Regions from separate parts of the Homo sapiens genome. Here region 2 is linked to region 1. A link is a loop called in an ENCODE intact Hi-C map of the cell type or tissue named here. Cell type or tissue: B cell. All regions are shown on one strand.

What was found. Hi-C counts contacts between places; a loop is a spot of excess contacts. Peaks named below come from ENCODE experiments on the same cell type or tissue, not always from the same donor. Only the 100,000 strongest peaks of a DNase experiment are listed, where the experiment ranks them.
Region 2: a loop joins it to region 1, with 20 times the contacts of the local background. A loop is called at or near these places in 35 of 110 quality-filtered maps.

What each region holds. Positions count from the first base shown.
Region 1 is chr7:129,366,478-129,368,977 of GRCh38, reverse strand. The region is part of intron 1 of AHCYL2 (adenosylhomocysteinase like 2); the gene reads right to left. LOC107986847 (a long non-coding RNA gene) reads left to right here. Exons shown (of 3, transcript XR_007060518.1): 3 at 84-954. Among named protein-coding and RNA genes, the nearest start is that of STRIP2, 67 kb to the left of the region's middle. In B cell, CTCF peaks have their summits at 1,023 and 1,223 (motif pointing left); DNase peaks (open chromatin) are centred at 247 and 1,197; H3K4me3 peaks cover 1,236 bases; H3K27ac peaks cover 991 bases.
Region 2 is chr7:129,824,569-129,827,068 of GRCh38, reverse strand. No RefSeq gene overlaps it. Among named protein-coding and RNA genes, the nearest start is that of MIR183, 51 kb to the right of the region's middle. RefSeq lists an enhancer at 643-692 and silencers at 1,013-1,362, 1,663-1,742, 1,813-1,862. In B cell, CTCF peaks have their summits at 959 and 1,161 (motif pointing right); DNase peaks (open chromatin) are centred at 1,318 and 1,988; H3K4me3 peaks cover 1,635 bases.

The sequences.
Region 1 (2,500 bases):
ATCTTTGCAGACTTCAGAGAGCACCATTTCTGTAAGTTCTGTTTTTGTTTTTTCTCCTCATTGTTCTTTTTCTTTACCCCCAGAGAAACAAATGAAGCATCAGGTTGAAAACAGAAGTGCAAAACAGTCACAGGAAACACAACCCATACATCACACCAGCAGCCGGAGGAAAGCCCCTGCCCACCAGAGATGACCAGGCAACAAGCCCTGGCCAGGCAACTCTCACACCTTTCCCAGCTTCGTGGATAATTAAGAAACAGTGGTGACCTAGTACCTAGGAACTAATCAGAACGTAGAGTAATAACTGTTTTTCCAACCACGGATCTTGGTAGGAGCTTCTCAGAGGTGATCCTTGTCACCCGTCAGAAATGGTTGCCTCTCATTATCAAGAAACAGAAGGAGAAACAAAACGACCAGTGAACTCACCATCCACTCAGGCATGTGAAAAGCTGAGGTGCCCTCATTACCGTCCCACTTCTCCATAGTGCAGGCTTGGGTAAGATATGTCCTGAAGCAAAAGGGAAAGCTGGTTTGGAAATACTGGGGTTATCTGAGTGCCCCAAAGCAGACCCAACCCTAGTGAGATTCAGAAGTTCACAGTGGCTAGCAGAAGCTGCATCCCTTTTCACAGCAGCCTCCGATTCAAATCAAGAGCATTAGTCAACTGCCTGACAACCCCTTACTGGCCGGCTTCAAAGCCTTCTGTGTCTGATTTCAAAATCAGAGCTGATGCAAAGTGCTGCACCCAGGCACTGTGCTTCTCACAGGGCACTCACTGTTTTAATGCTACCCAAACACTCTACCCGCACCTCCCCAGTGGGGACTTTCTGCAGCAATAGTTGGACTTCCTTCTTTCCCTGTGTGTGAGGCACTTGTGAATTCTCTCCCACCCTTCAGGACACGTCACTGGAGGTGCGGATACCAAGATCAATAAAGACTGAGGTCAGGAAGGCACTCCCATTTCTCAAGAGTTGCTTGATTTGGATCAGTAAACAGGCGTTTCCTTGAAATCAAGAGCTCCTAGGGCTTTCAAGTTTAAACAGCTATGCAGAAGCTCCCCATCTGCTCACACCAGGGGTCTGGCACCAAACTCTCGCATATCTCAAGTTAGAGTCTTATTGCATGGGAGGTTCGGATGGAGCCTAGGAAGATCTTTTTCAAAATCAGAATTTCTTAGCAGCTCTAAGAAAGTTCTGGGACGACAGCTCCCTCTGCTGGCTCCCTGTGCTACATACACGAAGGCCTCAGGGCCCGCAGCTACAGACACACAGGTGCTGATTGCAAAGTGACTTCACTGAGGCTAGTCAGAAGCCACCACAGTGTAGGTTTAGAGGACAGCCAGGGTTTCCAACCAAGACTAGTGCTGCCTCAAAGTCCCTAACCAATGCTGGATTTTACACACAGATCTGGTTTCAGGAAGAAACAGGATGCCAGTGCAGTAGCCCTGTACACTATCACCTTAAAGGACCTCCGAAGTTGTTTCTGCTTTATCTCTCCATACCAACTCCCTCCTTGCTGCACACTTCAGAATTTTGGAAATAAGACATAACTAGAAAAAAGGTAAGCTAGCCTATCTCACCTGCTTAGTTCATTCCTAGAGTATATTATCCAATAAGAGTACCACAGGTTTCAGGCACAAAGGAAGCCTAACAAGATATGCCTGCTTTGGTCCCTTTAAGGACCAGGACTCTTTACAGTGTTAATTCCCATTGAAGAGGATAGTTTCTCTACAGCTAACAGTGACAATATTATAATTATGATTATAGGCTCTGTGAAAGGAAAACATCTTGGGCCCCCAAAATCACTAAGCCAAAGGGAAAAGTCAAGCTGGAACTGCTTAGGGCAAACCTGCCTCCGATTCTATTCAAAATCACCCCTCTGCTCACTGAGATAAATGCACATCTGATTGCCTACTTTGAAGAGGCCAATCAAAAACTCAAAAGAATGCAACCATTTGTCTCTTATCTACCCATGACCTGGAAGCCCCCTCCCTGCTTCCAGATGTCTCGCCTTTCCAAACTGAACCAGTGTTCATCATACATATGTTGATTGATGTCTCATGTCCCCTTAAAATGTATAAAACCAAACTGTGTTCTGACCACCTTGGGCACATGTCATCAGGACCTCCTGAGGCTGTGTCATGAGTGCACATCCTCAATCTTGGCAAAATAAACTTTCTATAAACTTTTTTTTTTTTTTTTGAGACAGAGTTTTGCTCTTGTTGCCCAGGCTGGAGTGCAATGGCGTGATCTCGGCTCACCGCAACCTCTGCCTCCCAGGTTCAAGCAATTCTCCTGCCTCAGCCTCCCGAGTAGCTGGGATTACAGGCATGCACCACCACGCCCGGCTAACTTTGTATTTTTAGTAGACAGGGTTTCGCCATGTTGAGGCTGGTCTCAAACTCCTGACCTCAGGTGATCCACCTGCCTCAGCCTCCCAAAGTGCTGGGACTACAGGCATGAGCCAGCACGCCTGGCCAACCTTGGCAAAATACTTTCTA
Region 2 (2,500 bases), 460 kb before region 1:
AAATTGCAGTGAGCCGAGATGACGCCACTGCACTCCAGCCTGGGCAATAGAGTGAGACTCTGTTTCAAAAAACAAACAAAAATTTCAGCATGTAATTCACAGTAAAGGAATGAGATAGTTTCGATTCGTTATTTTTGTGCTAACTCTGAAATCCAGGGGGTATTTCACAAAGCACATCTCAATTTGGACGCTACACTTTCAATATTTAAAGTGCCGCATAGTCCTACAAAACAAAGTTGTTTTGCAGAACAATTTACACTTGTTTTAAAATTAAAAATTAATTAAAATTATATACCACGAAAAATGTGATAATCAATAGCCACAGCTGGCTACCTATTCAGAAGCACGGGCCCTAGCAGCCTCTCCGTGCTGCAGGGATCTTTAGAGAAGCAGGCCTGGCGCGGTGGCTCACGCCTATAATCCCAGCACTTCGGGAGGCCGAGACAGGTGGATCACTTGAGGTCAGGAGTTCGAGACCAGCCTGGCCAACATGGTGAAACCTCGTCTCTACTAAAAATACAAAAATTATGCGGGCATGGTTGCACACATCTGTAATCCCAGCTAGGCTGAGTCAGGAGAATCGCCTGAACCTGGGGAGGTAGAGGTTGCAGTGAGCCGAGATTGCGCCACAGCACTCCAGGCTGGGCGACAAAGCGAGACTCCGTCTCAAAAACAAAAAACAAAAACCACGAAGCTGGCAAGTGACAAGAGCAAAGGAGCAACTTTGCTTGGGAATCTAGGGCAGAACCCAGAACCTCCCAATCCGCGGAGAATGTTCCAGGTACTGGAAGGGTGGACGGCGCACCCAGTCCGGTCCCTGGGGGCGGACTGGGTGGCCAGGCCGGAGCTGGCAGTCAGGGGAGCCTGGGCAGCGCCTCGGTCCCCTTGGGGCCTTGACTTCCAGGACGTGAGAACGCCGCCAGTCCTGCCTCGTGGGCCGGAGCCTAGCAGGCCCCGGTAAAGGAATCACTCTGTGGGTTACACCTGTCCTCCGCGGAACTGAAGCTGCCCGGGCTCCAGGCGTGGACAGCGCAGCCCAGTAGGTGAGCAGGCAGGGGCGAGCAGGGCGGAGCGGGTGGGATTGGGCTGGGCGGGCGGGGTGGGGCGGGGCTGCGGAGTCCGCGCGGCAGTCCCCGCCACGGCCACCAGGGGGCGTACGTGCTTCGTGCTTCGGCACCCGCTCGCGGGCGGGAGTCTGGGTGGGGCGGGGTTGGCCGGGGCAGGGCGGTCCAAGTGGCCCGCGGGCGTGGACCCGGGAGGCCTCTGGCATCTGCCCCACCTGAGAGGTGGGAACCGGGCTGGGAGGGACGTAGATTCCTCATCGACGTGACCCTGGTAGGGAAAGAGCCCCCAAAACAGGGAGTTCGGTAGAGGCGCCAGAGCTGACATGGGCACTGCCGCAGTGCCAGCCACGGCCACCAAACTCTCCCAGCACGGCTGGGCGGCCAAGGCAGGGGTGACGACGAGAGGGGCGGCTCAGCCCACCTCCCCCGCTGATCTGTCGGGAAAGGAGGAAGAAGGGTCATGAAAGCCTCACACACCGCTAGGAGGGGGCATCCTGGAGCAGGGGGCTGGATCAGGACCCGGCTGGATGGGAAGGAGCTGGGTAAAGGGAGGGCACCCGGGTAGGGCGTGGCCCGGGCTGTGCGGGGAGCGGGGAGCGGGGAGTGGACTCAGGGGGAGGGGTCAGCGTTCTGGCTGGCCCGGGGGCACGTGGCCGGGGGGCAGGGTGGGAAGAGGGTGGGATGGTGGGGTGCTGGCTTGGGGCCAGGTCAGGCATCAGAGGCACAAAGTAAAGGATACAGAGAGAGGGGAAGGGAGAAAGGGAGAGACAGAGACCTGAAGCGGGAGGGCCGAGCGGCAGGGCGGGAGGCGAGGATAGTGGGTGGGGCTCGGGCTGCAGGGCTGGAGCCTGGGGGATCTGGAGCACAGGGGCAGGAGGAAGGGACCGGAAGGATACCTGGGCCTGCAGGGCGTTCCCTGCGGAGATTGATTGAGTGAAGACTGCGACGTCCACCTTCAGGGCTCTCTCTAGCTCCCTCTTCCTGTCTCCTATCACTTGCTCTGGGGGAAGCCAGCGGGTTGTTTTGAGCTGCCCTCTCCTTTGGAGAGCCCCACCTGGCTGGGAACCGAAGCCCTGAACCAACAGCCAGCAAGAGCTGAGGCTTGGCGACCACCAGCGCGTGAGCCGGCTGTGGATGCCCGGACCCGGTGCAGCTGAGAATGGCTGCGGCAGGCCTCATCAGCGATCCTGAGCCGCAGCAGCCTGAGAGCAGCTTCCCGGGCTCCTGACCCTTGGAAACTGGGAAATAGATGGGAATGCGGGTTTGCTGCTTTAAGGTTCTAAGTTTTGGGTGTAATCCATTATGCAGCAATAGATACCTAATAGTCTGTGGTTTTTTGGAACCACTGTATTTTCCCCATACTGCTTATCTCTTAACTAGTTTTATGTGAGATAGAAAAATAGGCCGGGCACAGTGGCTCACGCCTGTAATCCCAA